Regions from separate parts of the Homo sapiens genome. Here region 1 is linked to region 2. A link is a contact called in ENCODE Hi-C or POLR2A ChIA-PET data. All regions are on one chromosome and are shown on one strand. Each heading gives the region's core, a stretch centred on a gene start or an enhancer-like site at or near the end of the contact. The rest is flanking DNA. Distances are from core to core; before and after follow the strand shown. Region 1 overlaps LINC01359 (long intergenic non-protein coding RNA 1359). Region 2 overlaps JAK1 (Janus kinase 1).

What was found. A loop is a pair of places that touch in the nucleus more often than their neighbours do. ChIA-PET counts read pairs that join two places held with the same protein, here RNA polymerase II (POLR2A). Pooled maps may share reads with other maps.
Region 1: a loop to region 2 is called in a pooled map, with 7 times the contacts of the local background. The contact joins two enhancer-like sites. A Hi-C loop is called at or near these places in 5 of 37 single-sample maps with no recorded cell type and 5 of 50 pooled maps. POLR2A ChIA-PET finds 5 or more read pairs at or near these places in 7 of 52 experiments (CD8-positive, alpha-beta memory T cell, Caco-2, GM12878 and 4 more).

What each region holds. Positions count from the first base shown.
Region 1 is chr1:64,986,309-64,990,462 of GRCh38, forward strand. LINC01359 (long intergenic non-protein coding RNA 1359) reads right to left here. Exons shown (of 7, transcript NR_119383.1): 4 at 3,127-3,186; 5 at 955-1,365. It also overlaps a transcript of JAK1 not described here. Among named protein-coding and RNA genes, the nearest start is that of LINC01359, 14 kb to the right of the region's middle. Within about 2 kb of position 1,428, at least 3 of the 41 ENCODE cell types and tissues checked have a DNase peak (open chromatin) inside an H3K27ac peak, as active enhancers do.
Region 2 is chr1:64,862,885-64,866,823 of GRCh38, forward strand. JAK1 (Janus kinase 1) reads right to left here. Exons shown (of 25, transcript NM_002227.4): 8 at 1,903-2,088. Among named protein-coding and RNA genes, the nearest start is that of JAK1, 100 kb to the right of the region's middle. Within about 2 kb of position 1,332, at least 27 of the 41 ENCODE cell types and tissues checked have a DNase peak (open chromatin) inside an H3K27ac peak, as active enhancers do.

The DNA of each region.
Region 1 (4,154 bases), core at 178-2,677, 120 kb after region 2:
GTTAGCCAGGCTGGTCTCGAACTCCTGACTTCAGGTGACTCACCCACCTCGGCCTCCCAAAGTGCTGGGATTACAGGTGTGAGCCACTGTACCTGGCCCCTAATCTAATTCTTTTCAAGTCTTTAAGAAAGATCTAGGAGTGTGATTCCAGAGACACCTTTTTCAACCAATGAAACCTTCAAAATTTCCTTCTCGGCAGCAAGTTTTCTCCAGGTCCTCAGGAATGCTCTAAAACTCTCACCATTACAGCATCTCCTATTTTCTATCTTCTAAAGTTGTTGTGAAGATTAAGTTAAATAATAAGCTGGGTGCAGTGGCTCATGTCTGTAATCCCAGCACTTTGGAGGGCTGAGGCAAGAAGATCACTTGAGCCCAGGTGTTATTCAAGACCAGCCTGGGAAACAGAGAGAGACCGTCTCTACAAAAAAATGGTGTTGCATGCCTGTAGTCCCAGCTACTTGGGAGGCTGAGGTGGGAGGCTTGAGCCCAGGAGGTCAAGGCTGCAGTGAGCCATGATTGTGCCACTGCCCTCCAGCCTGGGTGACAGAGTGAGACACTGCCCAACAGCCACCCCCCACCCAAAAAAAAAATATAAAGCACTTAGTACAGTATCTGGCATATTGTAAGCTCTTTATAAAGTTGATTATTATTTTATTATTAGCAGGGACCAAGGCCTTAACGTTGTAAGATGCAGGGAAATAACAAAAGGAAAGAAAGGCTCCCTGTTGCTGAAGCAGCCATTGCCACAGTCAGGTGCACAAGGTCTAGCACAATTTGGCTCCCAGCCAATCTTACCCTACGGTTACCTGCACGCACTCCCTGAAAACTTCCTTAGTTCCTCAAGGTAGGCAGAATTCCTCCTTTAGTTTCCCAGAGTACTTTGCATGTACTTTTCTACTTTCCCTTATCACAATCCATTCTATTTTGCTTGCATATCTATTCACTCTACCCTACCTTATCCCAGGCTGTGAGTTTATGGACAGCAGGAACCAAGCAGTCATCCTTGTATTTGCAGCCATAGGCATTCTGTAAGTATTGGATGAGGATGGAAGGATAGATGGATAGACAGACAGATAAGGAACATGGGATAACTAGTGACTTGGTAAAGGATTAGGCCTGGGTACCCAGGAGACCAATTAAAACAGTCATTGCTTCACAAGCTTCTCTAAGGCTGGATCTGAACAGAAGTGCAAAGGGCATGACATTTGAAGAATTGTTTGCCTGGTGTGGATGGTTAGGCAATCTACATGTGCCTTCAAGGGAAAAGCATGGCTAGTTGGTGACTGCTGACAAAGTTGGTATCAGGCAGAACACCTTGGCAACCAGAAGCCAAGGCAGGATGATGCCTCTAAGTCTTCCTGCAGCCTGAAAAGTTAATAGATTAGTCAATTAGAAGCAAGTCCTTTGAAGTGTGGTCAGTTTCAGGCAGACTTGTGGACAATGACTATTCTCTCTGTGATTGTGTTCACTGTAAACAATGATGCAAGACCTAAAGATAGAAAGGGGATGTGAAATGTTGTTCTCACAGAAGATGGACTGTCTGGAGATAACATTTCCAAGTACCTAGAGTATAAAGTATTTTATAACATAGGGCAATATAGAGGGAGATGCTGTATCTTGACTTTTCAGAAACCATTCTTATTTTATTCATTTTGTTCAAAGCAATTGAAGATGATAATATTTATTGATTGATCACTTATTGTGTACCTCATACTTTTTAAGAAAGTGATATGCTAGAGTTGGCCTTCCCTGGCTCATGAGAGTCAATTATGTGTGTGTTTTCTCAAGCCGCATTAGAAGATTTTACACTGGCATCTTAAATTCGGCCATATCAGGAATATTTACACCATGGAAACTGGCAAACACTAAAAATCAGGGTTTTCAGTCCCATCCCTTCTGAGAGCTGCTTGTCAAATATTTACTGCACACTACTGATTTTACAATAAATGATCCTAATTAGCCCTTCCCATATTCCTACTTTACAGATGAGAAATTGAAGTTTAGAGATTAAATAATTCACTTATTACAAACTTTTTGGTGGCACAGGCAGGATTAAAATTCAGACCATCTGTCTCCAAAGTTCATTCATTTAACCATTTAATTATTTTAAGATTTCAAACTCTACTTAGGTCAGCAAAATGGCAGAGTAGGCAGCCCCAAGCTCCTGTCCCCCCCATAGAAACTCAAAAAACAAGCAGAATCTGTCAGAATTAACTTCTTCAGACTCTGGAAAAAAGTCAGAGGCTTACAGCCACCAAGTGGATGCTGAATTAAGAAAAATAAAAAATGGGCCAGTTGCAGTGGTGGCTCATGCCTGTAATCCCAGCATTTTGGGAGGTCAAGACAAGAGGATCTCTTGAGCCCAGGAGTTTCAGACTAGCCTGGGAAACACAGTGAGACCCTGCCTCTATAAAAAATAAAAAAATAAAAATCAGCCAGGCCTGGTGGTGCATGCCTGTAGTCCCAACTACTGGGGAGGCTGAAGTGGGAGGATCATTTGAGCCTGGGAAGTCAAGGCTGCAGTGAACTATGATCTTGACACTGCACTGAAGCCTGGGTGAAAGAGTGAGCCCCTAACTAAAATAAATAAAATTTAAAAATATATATATATGTATGTATGTGTATATATATATGTATGTGTATATATATGTATGTATGTATATATATATGTATATGTGTGTGTGTGTGTGTGTGTATATATATATATATATATATATATATAAAATACAGAGATAAGGCTGGGCATGGTGGCTCACGCCTGTAATCCCAGCACTTTGGGAGGCCAAGGTGGGTGGATCATGAGGTCAGGAGTTCAAGACCAGCCTGGCCAACATGGTCAAACCCCATCTCTACTAAAAATACAAAAATTTGCTGGGTGTGGTGGCACGTGCCTGTAATCCCAGCTACTCCGGAGGCTGAGGCAGGAGAATTGTTTGAACCTGGGAGGCAGAGGCTGCAGTGAGCCAAGATCATGCCACTGCACTCCAGCCTGGGCGACAAAGAGAGACTCCATCTCAAATAAATAAATAAATAAATAAATAAATAAATAAATAAATAAATAAAATAAACTCAAAAATGGTAGGAAAGTTTTGTGGCATTTTTATTTGCTGTTATTCCACACCTTACCTTGCAATGGTCCTGAAGACAGCAGCCCATACTGTCGGCATGGGAGTGGGGTCCCTGGTTCTAGAGGGAGCAAAGCAGACCTTATTTGCAAATTATTGTGTAGATCGGTTTTAACCTGTCTGTACGTGAAGGACTGGCACAAAATGCTCACCTCTGTTTGCCTAACTCTGAACTAACCCAGATTGGAAAAGCAGCAGGCATTGCTTGAATCATCATAAGGTAGAAGAACAAGGCCTGAGGCAAAAGGTCACAGTTGAGACATGCAATAAACCACCTAAGGCTTGGGCAAAAAATTTGAGAACAGAGTTTCTTTGGGAAGTTAGGACAATCAGAAGCACCTGTGAATGCAGGGAATTTAGCCAGCCATGCATGTGCCCAGGGCAAGATGCTTGCTCAGAAAAGACATGATTAAAAACTTCAGGTTTCATCACAGCTGATTCCTAAGCTCAGTGAAAGCCTGGCTAAGTGTTGAAGGAGGGCCCCAGTACACGCCCAATTGGCAAAAACTGAGAAAAGTATTTTTGTTTGTTTGTTTGTTTTGTTTTTTAGCTCTTGACATTCAGGTAAAATTCTGTCAAAGCACTCACTGAAGGCCAGGCGTGGTGGCTCACGCCTATAATCCCAGTACTTTGGGAGGCTGAGGCAGGCAGATCACTTGCGGTCAGGAGTTCGAGGCCAGCCCGGACAACATGGTGAAACCCCATCTCTACTAAAAATACAAAATTTAGCTGGGTGTGGTGGCATGTGCCTGCAATCTTAGCTACACAGGAGGCTGAGGCAGGAGAATTGCTTGAACCTGGGAGATTGCAGTGAGCTGACATCAGGCCAGTTCACTCCAGCCTGGGCAACAGAGCAAAAACTCTGTCTCAAAAACAAACAAACAAACAAAAAAACCCCACTCACTGAATACAAGCTAAGGGACAGAGACTTCAGCAACCACACATGACAAAGAAAAGTCTCTGCAAAAATAGGAAAAGTTACTAGAACAAGACTATTACAGGTCTCAACAATGAAAACAAAAACAACCA
Region 2 (3,939 bases), core at 82-2,581:
TTAGTCTCAGATTCCTCATTTCAAGTAGAGCTGATGCTCAGTCCCCTAAGGTTCTTACAAGGACTAAGACAGACCAAGATACAGGCACAGCATATAACACGGGGCCTAATATCCAGGATGCAGCATGTGACACGGGGCCTAATATCCAGGATGCAGCATATAACAGGGGGCCTAATACCCAGGATGCAGCATATAACACAGGGCCTAATACCCACGATGCAGCATATAACACGGGGCCTAATACCCAGGATGCAGCATATAACACGGGGCCTAATATCCAGGATGCAGCATATGACACGGGGCCTAATATCCAGGATGCAGCATATGACAGGGGGCCTAATATCCAGGATGCAGCATATGACACGGGGCCTAAAATCCAGGATGCAGCATATGACACGGGGCCTAATATCCAGGATGCAGCATATGACACGGGGCCTAATATCCAGGATGCAGCATATGACACGGGGCCTAATATCCAGGATGCAGCATATAACACGGGGCCTGATATCCAGGATGTGCTCCATCAACAGCACTTCTTCTTTTCTCCCTCCATTTCGCATCTTTCCATTAACATCCATCTGAGCTCTTCTACTTCTCCCTCTTCACTTTGTTTTTACTATATTTTTCTAATAAAATTAATGTAAGTTTTTTGTTTAAAAAAAAAGGAGGGGAGAATAAGAAAATTAAAACCACTCATAATGCCACCATAAATAAGTAGCTGTTAATATTTATTTTTCTAAGAGCATGTGTATATACATGCATACCTATTGATATTTTGAACAAAACTGGTCCCATTCTATAGGTAAAGTTTTATATCCTGCTTTTTCCCCTGACCTTTTTTCCAGGTCATTAAAAAATTCAGCAACCTGATTTTCTAATATTCTGCTTCTCAGGCAAATTGTGATTTATTTTCCTATTCTCCTATTATTGTATATTTAAGTTATTTTCAGAATTTTGACACTTTAATTACTACTGGAATGAATATTCTTATTCATAAACCATAACCTGCCTCTCACATTGTTTCTGGAAGATAGATTCATTCTCTAGATTCCTGAACAGAGGGATATATAAATATTTTCAAGGCTTTTAACAGGTTACCAAACTGTTTTCCAAAAGGTTATATCAGAAAGACAAGTTATTCTGAATACAAGAGAGTGACTGTCTGCCCTAAACCGTATCACCAGGCTCTTCCTCAGCACTGAGCGTTATCATTGTGACACAGTATCTGCCACATTTTGGCAGAATGTGGCCTTTCCTGGTGTTGGCTCCACTCACCTTAAGAGTGCTAGCTGTCTCACCAGCCGCTCTCTCTGCATGTTGTTGGCTGTGACTTCCCCTGACACAAACAGGTTTATTTTGGCAGAGTTCCCACTTCCTGCTTGTTTAGATTATGTCCTCAAGTGATACCAAAAAAGAGGAAGTGAGATTAAACACCCTTTCCTCTGTCCGAGAGTCACTGGGGTGTGCCTGACACCATATCGATGACTGCCACTGTGGCCGAGGCTCGCCTGAGGGCAACGTGGGGCTTCCTGCTTTGCACTTCAGCTCAGCAGAGAGGCCGTGCCAGAACCCTTGGGAGGAAACACTGACATTCGCTGGTTTTCTTTTCCTTCAAATCCACTAGCTTTGTGAATTAAATATTGATGCTGAGGTGTATTTGGGAGGGAAGCAAATCCTAAGGCAGATTCACATTTCTGAGACCAAAGAAAGGCACTGGAATGTATCGGTGTAACTTTAAAACACTGAGAATGCCTTGGTAATAGGAACTTTTTGGCTTCAATAAGAAAATCCTGTTTTCTCTTTAGGACAGGAACTCTGAAAATCATGTGCTGCAGAACGGAACTCAGCAATTCTCCCTCTCATCACCAGATCCAGACTTAAGAGCTTCTGGGACAAACTTACCATTTTCTTGTTGTCCTGCTTGTTAATGCTGACCACAGACTCCTTTATTACAATGTGAGTGATTTCAGGGAAGTAAGAAAAATTGTTCCACTCTTCCCGGATCTTGTTTTTCTCCTCATCCTTCTTGTGTTTATTTTCCAGTTTTTTCCGCTTCAGTTTATTTTTTTCCTTTTCAACAGAAACAACCTGATAAGATACATAAAAGGGACAGGGTTAAGTTGCTTTCTTCATTTTCTATTGGTAAAAGGTCAGTGCTGCTGGGAAACCTATGCAGGGCCTAGGTCCAAGGAAGAGAAAGCCAGCTCTTCTGGACTTGCAGGATTGGGGGAGTTGGCACCTGCAGGGTTAGGACCAAAGAACTGGGTTGTATCAGGGAATCCTGGGCTTTCATATCTGGAAGAGACCTTAATGAGCACACTGTCTAAACTATATAATACGCAATGTGCACGGAAACTCAGAAAGGGAAATCACTGCTCACTAGACATGCATCTACATTCAGGTCTCCTCACTTCCAGACTACTACACATGCTCTGACACAAACAGATAACATACTCTTCCCAGTTACCACTGAGCTGAACATGAGCTTTCTCCTATCACCAATCGTCTTGACTTTGTAACAGTACTCAAGTCGGGATTTTCCAGAGAAGACACGAATTTCATGCTTGAAATAATCTACACACTGAATAATATATATCTGCACAAGTGAAAATATTTTGTGTCGCATGAGCCCTGGAGACCAGAGATCTAGGTTAAGTTCCTGCCTCTGCCAATTACTTAACTAGTTACATCATCTCTTTGAGCCTCATTTTCCTTATTCATGAAATAGCTTACATCTTCACAGGGTTCTCTGAGATTAGACAAGTGCTAACTAACATAGTATAATACCTATTATACAGAAAACCCTCAGTAAGTATCAAGCATTATTGTTTTAGCATGAGAATAAAACAGGAGGAGAAAATGAGTCTCATATTTTATTCATTTATTTAATTTTTTGAGACAGTGTCTTGCTGTCACCCAGGCTGGAGCACAGTGGCAAGGTCATGGCTCACTGTAGCCTTGACCTCCCAGGCTCAGGCGATCCTCCCAACTCAGCCTCCCAAGTAGCTAGGACCACAGGCACGTGCCACCACATCCTGCTAATTTTGGTATATTTTGTAAAGATAGGGTTTCACCATGTTGCCCAGGCTAGGCTCAAACTCCTCGGCTCAAGTGATCTGCCTGCCTCAGCCTCCCAAAGTGCTGGGGTTACAGGTGTGAGCCACTGCACCCACCCACATTTACTTTAATATTATTAATTACAGTAATAATAATTGTAACGGCTATAATAATTTATTCAACATTTATTGTATTGCCAGGCTTTGTGCTAAATGCCGTTTAGTTTCTTCACAACCTTATGAGTTAGACAGTAGGTACCTCCATTTAACAGAGGAGTAATTTTTAGCTGCTGATAAAGGTGAAATAACTCTCCTAAGGCCATATAAGTCATGAAGCTAGGATCTGAACCCCGTCGACGTGGGTCTAAAACCCATGCTCTTAAGCCACTCTGCTCTATTTCTTCATCCAATAAATATCTCATAAAGAAGCTCCCATAAAGCAAAATCAATTAGTCAATTTCACGGAGCCAGAGGCCTAAGTTCAATTCTTGGCACAAATGCTTATTAGTTATGACCTTGGGCAAATTTCTTAACTTCTCTGTGCCTCTTTGTATTCATCCGTAAAATGGAGATAATAGCAATACTTCCCTCAAAGGTTTTTTTATTTTTAGAAATAAATGAGTTAATACTTATAAAATACTTAGAAAAGTACTTGGCACATGGTAAACACTCAGGAACTATCTGCTATTATTATTATACTACTACGTATTATACATGTTGTTATATTTCTCTACATAACTCAATAAATACTTATTTAGACCTTGTGCTACAGGGATGAAATAAAATATGAATGATACATGGTCTCCTAAATAAACTCAGCCTATGGGAGTGATGGACATGCAGACAGATGACTCCAGAAGGATAAACAGCATACGCTATGTGA